2 separate regions of the Homo sapiens genome follow, and region 1 is linked to region 2. The links are chromatin loops, found by intact Hi-C in ENCODE. Cell type or tissue: ascending aorta. All regions are shown on one strand.

Region 1 (5,000 bases), 300 kb before region 2:
CCCAGGCTAGTCTTGAATTCTTGGGCTCAAGTGATCCTTCTGCCTCGGCCTCCCAAAGTGCTGGAATTATAGGCAGCCCATACACTCTTTATTAAATAGAGTCTTCTGTCAATAAATAGAAAGAAGACTGATCACCCTCATTCTGCCGCTGTACATGAGCCTTAGTTTCCCCATGAGTAGGGAGTTTGGAAGTAGATTCTCTTAATTAAAACTGCCTCTCTTTGCAGATGTCATTTTAAATGCTATCTTAATCTAACCTTATCATCTGAGCTGCTAAATCTTTCACCCCAAAAAGTTACCACATCCATCTACAATCATTTGCAGTGGCTCTTCAGCTCCTTCCCAACCATTTCTCAGTAAATAGACTCAAATGTTGGGTGAAACTCACTGTAAACGAACATGGGGTATATCTGTGACGGAACTTCTGAAAGCCATTTGTCTAAATAATTCTGTCTTTATACACACATGCACAGGTGCATGCACAGAGAGGCCAGGGAACGGGGAGGCTGTCATGGCTATGATCCAGGCTGACAGGAAATCTATAAGATGAGAAGGTGAGAAAACTGTCAGGAAATCCACATTTCCAGAAAGCTGGGCACTAATGATGCTGCCATTCGACTTTTGTAACAGCTCCTCGATTTACGAAGTGTTTTCTCCATGGGAGACCTGGTAATAAAACAGTTGGCTGATCGCTAATGTGTCAGGACTTGCCCACCCAGCCCAGCAGCAGCCTTCTCCAGCCAGGAAATGGTTTTCCCCACCCCTGCAACGCTGGACCTGGGCTCCTGCTGCCGACCTGCTGCTCTGGCAGATCTGCTGGGAGACTCGCTAAGAAGGAGCCCTAAGGAGCTGCCACGTGGCTCACCCCCCAGAAGTCCCCAGAGCTCCGGCACACATGGCTAACCAGAGTAGCACCGCCAAAACACACAGCCAGCGCGGCCTCCAATTCTTCACACGTCTCCAGATAAAGCCCAAAGAAAAAAGGAAACCAGATCAAAAGGGTATCAGAGCTAGGGAAAAAACAAACACACCCGTGCTTGGGCAGCTTTTACTTAAAGCCCTGCAAACGCCTGATGCTGGATTGTTTTGCAACACATGCTTTTCATACAATTGCTGAAGGCTTTAGCACTGGAGGAAGCTTTGTCCTTCTCCCAGCACACACACACACACACGTGCACACACACAAACACACATGCACACAAACGCACGCACGCACACACAGTGCACGTCCACACCCTGTCACGTAGTCCTCCTAACTGCCCTCAGCCTGGGCCTTCAGCCCCCTTCCTTCTGTAGATCTGGTGGCTTCAGCTGTTTTGTCACTGGAGAGAGGAAACTGGTCGTGCAGAAAGTAGGAGGAGGAGGTAAATCACAGTGAAGCTGCTCTGTAGCCCAAAAGCTGCTTCTTGTTCTACCTCTATGGGCTCTGGGGGGAAAACTGCCCTGGACCTGAATCCTAACCCCAATAACTCCTACCTCTGTGAACTTCGACAAGTGACTTTAACCTCTTTGAATCTTAAGTTCCTTAACTATAAAACAGGGACAATAATGGTACCTTCCTCATACAGTTACTATTCAGGAATACAGAGATGTGCATAAAACTCTTCAGCACCATAGCTGGCACCTTAGCACATGTTCAATAAGCATGTGTTCTATGATGATTACGACCACAACAGAACCTGAGGACGCGTTGGGAGGGCAGTGCCTCCCTGACAGAGCAGCTCAACACCGTGGGAGCGCGGGAACCTCGAATTCAGGTAAGCAGGTCAGACCCAGCTGAGCGGGGGCAGCAAAGGGAAAAAGGAGTCCCGCAGGGCAGCTGGAAAGGCAGGTTGCCACGCGGGAAGGGAGAGCAGGACACAAGCACATAGGACAACATACGTGAGGAAGGAAAAAAAGCAAGGAAGATAGGGAATAGTCCCACTACAGCTTCCACGCTGGAAAAGCAAATGGGGAATGGGTCAGAATGTTGCCCAGACACTGGGAACATGCAACATCATAAGGCCTTGCCCACCTCTGCTCCCCAAGAACCTCCGATAGAACTATCACCTCAGGCAGACTGTGCCTCCCTGAGCCAAGGACAACAGAGGGCCAGCCAGTTCCCTGCACTGAAAGGCCCTTCTCCTCAGGCAGAGTCAGGAAACAGGGCCGCGCCAAGGACTGAGTCCAAACAAGGTCTTGGCACAACCTGGAAACCCCAGGGGCTCAAAACCAGCCCCTCCATCACTGCTCTGACCCCAGCACATTTGCTGGGCCAGGACAGGCCTTTTCAGAGGACAGGGTACAGGGCAGGAAGCTACAAGTCTGCCCACATTCCCTGCTGGGCTTCCACGTCAGCCCTTCCAAACCCAGACTTGCTCTTTCTGGTTAGCCAAAAGCCAAGAAAGAAACTTAGAGGGACCCAAAATAAAGATAATTCCTCAATGGTGAAGTCAATCACTTTAAAAATCTGATGAGGAAATGTGCTACTCTATAGTAAAAGAATGGGCTGAATCCCCCAAGGCCCAGTGCAGCCCTAATTCTATGAGAACCAGAGAATGATGGATGAGGAAGATGAGGGGTCAGCCATCCTGAATCTCCCTGCCCCACCTCCTCCCTGTCCCCGTATTCAGAGCTGGGTGGTGGTAAAGAGCACAGAGGGAATATGAAGGCAAATGAGGCTAGAAACCAATCCCGAGAAGATCAAGGGTTTCCATCAGGAAGGAGGTAGTTTCCAGGGCTGCTTCACTCAAACACAGATCTCTCTCCCACATGAGGGTCAACTCAGAATCTGGAGGTCACATGCCCAGGAGGGTGTGACAGATGGGTAAAATCATGGAGCTAACTCAAGTCTCCAGGAATGTTCAAGCTCACTCAACAGCTGCTTCTGACTAACCAGCCTCCCTACCCCAGCACCCCCGCACTCCACAAAGCACATGCCAAGCATGTTTTTTGTCCTACGTGGAGAGAGAATGAATTTGTAGAAATAGCATGCAGAAAAGTCCCATGAATCCATCAGGAAAGTGACTCGGCAGTAGGTGACATGTGAAGTTAGCAGATCTGAAATGAGAAAGCAGAGCCCTGCCCAGGCAGCCTGTTCAGAGAAGGCGGAGAGGCAGAGCTGGCCCTAAGAAACCCCCAGAGGGCCAGCACCATTGTAGGAATTGCTCCTATTTCACATAAGAATCCCATGCAAGAAAGGAAGGGAAAATGTTCTGTTGAAACCACACCGTGATGATCTGTTTGAATTAGACACTAGGATGCACTTTATTTCCAGCGTCTTGCTGCTGCTCAAAACTTGGTTCTAATCTCCTGTGCTGGTTCCTGCACTCCCTGCTGCGAGGCCTCCCTCGGCAGCACTGCATCCCTGAGACTGAGTACCACTGCTGGACTAGTGATGGCATCAGTCCGGGCATCACTAGCTCCTGAGGACATGACCGGAGCAGATCCCCTTGGAGGATCTAACCAGTCTTGTCAGAAAATTCAGAAAACGAACAGCACCGACCCCTTCAGCAGAAGCAGATTTCTGATCTGCCACATAGATATTTATTGACTAATGCACCACCAGGCATTTTACCTGCACTACCTCTCATCTTCACAACTATCCCAGAAGTACCAATCATAAGACCACATTCTAATAGGAAAATGAGATACAAAAAAGTTAAAACACAATTTGCCAATTTGCACAATTTGCCACACATCTAGTAAGTGGTAAAACCAGGATCTCAGCCCAATTCGCTGGACTCTAAAATTTATCTGTCCCTGTGTATCACACTGCCTCTCTAATTTGACAAGCTGACATGGACACTGAGCAGATCAACCAAAGCAGGGCCGGAGTTTGTGGATTAAGGTGACAAGCCAGGCCCTGGGGCAGAAGCATGAGGGGTTGTCAGGCTCAGGGTTCAATTATCTATCCAAAATGACCATGCAACTCTTACCCAGCCAGAGTCGTGACACTAAAAGCAGGCCTGTCTCCCCTGTATTATCCATAAAGAAACCCAAGCCGGGGTGTCGCAAGAGCCTAGTCACAAAGCTAGCTGGGAAGGGCTCTGCTAGAACTAAAAGTCTCCTCCCATTCCATTCTTTTTTCCATCACACAAAACTAACTGTCCCTCACCCCACCTGGGAGCAAGATGTAGCTCCCACTGACTTAATAGCATATGTATCTATTACTACTTAGAAGGGCAAAGCTCAGGACTTGTTTCTGTAGGTTCTACTGGTCTCATGAATAGTTCTTACAATTACGGTGCTAAATGGGATAAACTACAGATCTGTTTCATGAACCGAAAAGAGAAAATTACCCAGACTTTGAAGTCAGAGGGCCCTGGGATACAGCTTATAATATCTGAAACTGTCAATAATGTGTCCTGTGACTAGGAGCTAACCTCGTCATTTCCTGTGTCTCCCTGCCTCTGTCACACAACGGAGACTCAAACCTTCTCACCTTTCATTCCTCTATTCAGTCGCCTCCACCCACTGCCCTTGCTGGGTCCTGGTCGATTCTAACTCTGCTAATACTCTTCTCATCTCAACTCTGCTCCCTCTCCCACCCATCTAAGGACCACAGCCCTGCCTCTCGTCTAGATCAGCAGAGCAGTCTCCAAAGAGCTGCTCCAGCTACAGGCTTCACTTACATTTCCTTTGTCAGAACCAGTGTCCAACACAGAACAGTGGCCACTTCACTTGCCTCGCTCAGAACCTCACAGTGGCTCTCCCTTGCCCACCGAGAACCAGACTAGAGATCTCAGTCTCTAAAACCAGACCCCAACCTACTTTGTAGTGTCTCTTCGTACAACCCTCTGTACACTCCAGGTTCCTGCCACTCTCGGAACAAGCCACTGTCTGTACATCTCTGCCGTGCACCTTCATGGGTTGCCTATAGCGTCACCCTACCCCACCACATCCAAGTCCCAACCCTTCTTCCTCCATGAAGCCTCCCAATCTCTCCTGGTGGAAGCGAACTCTCTGCTGAATACCCTGTAGAGCTCAGTTCACAGGCTGGGCTCCTCTACCAAGGGGCA
Region 2 (5,000 bases):
GAGGGCGAGGCAGGAGAATGGCGTGAACCTGGGAGGCGGAGCTTGCAGTGAGCCGAGATTGCGCCACTGCATTCCAGCCTGGGCGACCAGCGAGACTCCGTCTCAAAAAAAAAAAAAAAAAAAGAAAAAGAAAATTAAAGAGAGTCAGCCTGCTGTTTCTAGTACCCCTTTCTCTGTTATACCATTTCAGAGCTCTACGGAGAACAAGACGCTAGACTCCTAATGAAGATAGATTCCAGCTAAGATTCAAAAATAAAACAAGAAAAACTCCCGAGGGACCTATGGGGAACTGACTGGGCAGAGCTGCTCAAAGATGTGAAAATTATAGTAACACTGGTTTTATAAGTCAGAGCCCAGATCATCAAAGCACAACGTAACATGGGTATATCTCCATAATGGAAAAGGAAGACCTTTCCTTTTATTAATAATGTTCCTGGAAAAGCAACTCTATATATAGGGAACTCAGAATTACAGCACCCTTTGTGTAGTCAGAAACAAGCTTGGAAGTGAAGTAAAAACAGTATAATAATGTGAGCAATGGGAAGCGACTTCAGCAGAATGGAGGCAAAGCCATTGTGAGAATAGGAGAGATTCAGCCAGGCACCTTCAAAAGAGAAGGGAAGGGGGTGACACAATGATTTGAAAAGTACAAAGATGTAATGTATGTAGGGCTTTAAAAATTAACATTGTTTTTCCTTTCAGAAAATAGACAAGGTCTGCACAGCTAAGAACAATTCCATGTTTTATGTGCATTTGATGAAAAAACAACTGAAGTAAATCTAAAATAATTCTGACGAAGAACTGACCACAGTCTATGACTCCTGAAGGTTTCTGAAGAATGTAGCATACATGCTCTGAGTGTTGATTGGATGCAGATTCTTTGCTGGTCATTCAGGCTTCCTTCTATCCTTTCTCTCCTGGGCCTATGAGTTAAATCAGCCATAAGACTGACAAACACGCAGCTTGGATTTTCAGGGACAGGACTAATTTAAACCAGCCACTTTCTCCACAAGTTCAATAGCTTTTTTTTCCATCTTGTATCCTGATAATGGACCAGAAAATACAGTCCTTTTATCCATGAAACAAAAGCTTGCAGAATTTTCATTTCCTTCTATTTTCACCTCCATTGGTTCAGCTGTTGTCTTTCTTCTTTCAAACTTTTCAATTATTTCTTTTTTCTTTCCTCTCTGTTATCTTTCATTATTCTCGTATTTTCCCCCTGAAACTCTAGTCCTTGCTAGGTCTCACTAGTGTGCAGAATGGGATTGGCAGAATACCAATCACCTCACCTCACCTTCCCTCCTCCCCTCTTCTCCTCTCCCTTGATTTCCCCTCCCCTCCCACTCCCTCCTTTCTTTCCTTCCTTCTGACGGTATTCTCTTCCCCAGAAGCAGCATTTTCTTCTTCCACTCAGAACCTTACTTCACCAACATGCCCACGCCTTCCCTGAACCTACAAAATTAGTGAGTTTCTCATGAGACCTGCTGCAACTGTCCCCACCCAGGGCTGTCATTACTATTATTGGGTTGTTTTGTTTTTCGATCTCAGGAGCAAACTCTGGAGTCGAGATCCAGTCACCTCCTTCAGCACACGACGGCAGGGTACCCGCAGGGTGTGATCTCAGACACGCAGGGGAGGGCTCCGTGGGCCCCTCGCATATCCCAGCACTCTCACTTCCTGGGATTTCTCTGAAACCATCCTTTTGGCCCCACAGGAACACTCGACTTAAAAGTCTCGGCTCCTCCCTTAACTGGAAAATTGAGCTTTAGTCACTAACATCCATTTCACACGCCAGGGGAAATACAGCCCCCTTCTCCGTCCTGTTTCTGCACCCTAACCCCGCCCTCCCAGGCAAGCTGACCACTCAGCTCGGGCGTGGCAGAGCCTGATTGGTGGATCACAGAAAGCGCGCTAGAGAGGGCGGAACTCATTGGGCAGACTCTCCGCGCTTGGGAAGTGCAGTCGCTCACGCAGGGACTTTGACTGCTGCTCTGGGCGGCCTGTTGCCACAGCAACCGTTGAAGCTCTGGGCTGCTGAGGTCGCCTGGCAGCGCGCTGAGCCCCACGCAGGTCCCGGGCGTGCCAGGGACACAAACCCCAGTTCCTTCAGAAAGCCTTCCAGATCGACGAGGAGAGATGGTATATCCCCGATGGCTCCGCCTCGGCTAGCCGGGGGAAGCCCTTTTATTCGTCATCCCCAAAGCATTCTTATTATTCACCCTTAAAGTAAAAATCCACTTGCTTTTGACCGGGGCACAAGAAATACTTTTATTTTATGAGTCAGTGTAATTGTTTAAAATAAGTAAGCTCTGAAAAGGTCGGCAATCAGCCTTTCTGTCACTTCCCTACTTTTGGCCTTTTATATGAAAAACAAAAACAAAAACAAAACAAAACAAAAACAAACAAAAAACCTTTCCTGATGTTTTTTTATATACTTGCTAGACATTTACATTTTGTTATTTGGGTGCTTACAGTGTGTTTCCGCCCACGTAGAGAGATTACACCACGAATCCCTTCCACCTTCTGAGGAAGTAGGTGCAGTTTACCTACTTTCCATTTTCAGATATGTTAAAAGAAGCAGAAAGAGTAAAGGAATATGTCGAAGTTACTCCCGGTGGGATTGGGGCTGGCCGTTGTAAGGGACATTCCCACCATCTCATTTCGAACCACCTTGGTTTACAGAGAAGAGACCTGGTTTTCTGTCAGAAGGTGGAGGGTACTGCTGGAGGAAGTGGGTAATAAGCAGACAAAAAGGGAAAGTGGGAGAATGTACCCGGCATTCTTGGGTATCCTCAGTGTAAAAATATTTTCCTTTCCCGAGTCGTTTTTATTTTATTTTTATGTATGCATGTATGTACACATTTTAGCAAATAGTCAAAAAGCATCTGGAACTAAGTAGATCAATAAGCTGGTTGGTGCCATTTTCTTTTCTTTTCTTTCTTTCTTTCTTTTTTTGAGACAAGGTCTCACTCTGTCACCCAGGCCGGAGTGCAGTGGCGCTCTCAGCTCACTGCAGCCTCCACCTCCTAGGCTCAAGTGATCCTCCCACCTCAGCCTCCCAAGTAGCTGGGACTACAGGCATGCGCCACCACACCTGGCTCATATTAGTATTTTTTTGTGGAGACGGGGTTTTGCCATGTTGGCCAGGCTGGTCTCGAATTCCTGAGTTCAAGTGATCTGCCCATCTCGGCCTCCCAAAATGCTGGGAAACACAGCGCCCAACGTAGGGCTCAAACCCATGACCCTGAGATTAAGAGTCTTATGCTCTACCAACTGATCTAGCTAGACACCCCGTTTTGGAATTTAAAAAGAAAAAGAAAAAAATATGACTGTTAAAGAATGTACTGGTTTTCTTATGTAACTTGGAAAGTGATTCCAAAGAGGAATTCCATGAACGTTCTGATCAGTGTGGCAGCGTCACTTGGAATTAGATATGTAGCTATAGGGAGTCCTTTGAAAGACAATGCTCATTTGGGTGTCTAAATTTCGATAATTAAAATTAGTCCATCTTTCCTTCTTTCTTTCTCTCTCTTTCTTCCATCTTTGTCTCATTTTCACACAAAGGATTTGGAGAAATGGCTTAATAGAGTCATTTCATTTAAAGCTACTTTGAAATATAAACAATAAACAAACATGAAGTGTATTACTATTATTTTAGGCATTGCCAAATTTATTACTGAAGTTCTTACTTCAGGTGAAACCCCATCTCTACCAAAAAATACAAAAATTAGCTGGGCGTGGTGGCACACGCCTGTTATCCCAGCTACCAGGGAGGCTGAGACATGAATCACTTGAATCCAGAAGGTGGAGGTTGCAGTGACCCGAGATTGTGCCTGCCACTGCACTCCAGCCTGGGCTACAGAGTGAGGCCCTGTCTCAAAAAAAAAAAAAAAAAAAAAAAATTCTTCTTAGTTATCACTGATTATATCCTGTGGTATTCAGATTAAAAGAGGCTATAGGTATGTCACTGAAAAAAATTATACATCTAAAAATAGAAAACATTGAACAAAATAATTTCCTGTTGACTTTGTAATTTGAGAAATATATTTTTTAAAAATTTTATTTCTGCAACCTTTTGTAGGGATTCCTAATACTCTCTTTAAATTTTTAGTGCCAATGTTGTTAATGAAATGTATAGCTTGAATTGCCAGAATTTGGGGGTTTTTGGGTCAAAAAGAGTCAAATATTTGCAGTTTCATATGATTCAACCTACTATGTGAGTAGGGAAATTTTTATTTAAAAATATTTTTGAGTTAATCCTTTTTTGATATGTGATTATCTAATGTATTGGTTTTATAAGTTAAGATTTTATACACTTACAGCAGGACCCACTTAGACTTTACCAGACTTTTCTGTTTTGCACATGTGTGGTATGATATCCTGACTAGAAATTCAGGAATTTAAGGGCAACCAGAAATCTTTCAGCACATGTCTTTCACAGCATTAACCACAATCTTCCCTGACAAGTTGGAGGTTACTGACTTTGAAACATAGCCAGCTGCTGGGAACTCAATGTGTATTCTTTCCATGACCCTTAGAAACTGGCTTGTTTCTTATTAATGATTTTTTTTGTTTTGTTTGAGGCATGTTATGGTCCATTTTTTTTTTTTAGTTAATTTCCAGATCTTCTGCCATTCTTCTGGTACAACTCATTTTCTTTGTGGTGGGTCTTAGCAAAAGATACCGTGTACAGAAAAGGGGCTTCTGGAAATTATCATGTTTCAGCAACAAAATTGTTTAAACATCTGACAATCATTTACAACCAAACATCTCTGGTCTCATCCATGGAAAATATCACACATAGCAGAGAAAATTGAAAAGAGCTGGCAGAAGATATCTGTTGAGTTTGTATTGTGCACTATTCAAGTGGGTTCCTAGGAAACCTCAGACCAGGGTTTTTTTTTTTTTTTAACTTCAATTTAACTTATTGGGTCTGTTCCCTTATGCTGAAAGTGGGGGATCAGAGTCTGGTTTTGAAGGCGAACTTGAGAAATTAATTA

The links. Peaks named below come from ENCODE experiments on the same cell type or tissue, not always from the same donor. Only the 100,000 strongest peaks of a DNase experiment are listed, where the experiment ranks them.
Region 1: it touches region 2 in a loop (4-fold over the local background); 5 of 110 quality-filtered maps call a loop at or near these places.

What each region holds. Positions count from the first base shown.
Region 1 is chr1:165,896,922-165,901,921 of GRCh38, reverse strand. All of the region lies in intron 4 of UCK2 (uridine-cytidine kinase 2), which reads right to left. Among named protein-coding and RNA genes, the nearest start is that of MIR3658, 8.5 kb to the left of the region's middle. RefSeq lists a silencer at 936-1,230 and an enhancer at 2,202-3,401. In ascending aorta, no CTCF peak of the experiment used is centred here; DNase peaks (open chromatin) are centred at 900, 2,161 and 2,931; H3K4me3 peaks cover 1,488 bases; H3K27ac peaks cover 4,556 bases.
Region 2 is chr1:165,595,201-165,600,200 of GRCh38, reverse strand. It overlaps the pseudogene TRK-CTT13-1. Among named protein-coding and RNA genes, the nearest start is that of LRRC52-AS1, 16 kb to the right of the region's middle. RefSeq lists a silencer at 3,811-4,018. In ascending aorta, no CTCF peak of the experiment used is centred here; a DNase peak (open chromatin) is centred at 1,910; H3K4me3 peaks cover 1,495 bases; H3K27ac peaks cover 1,444 bases.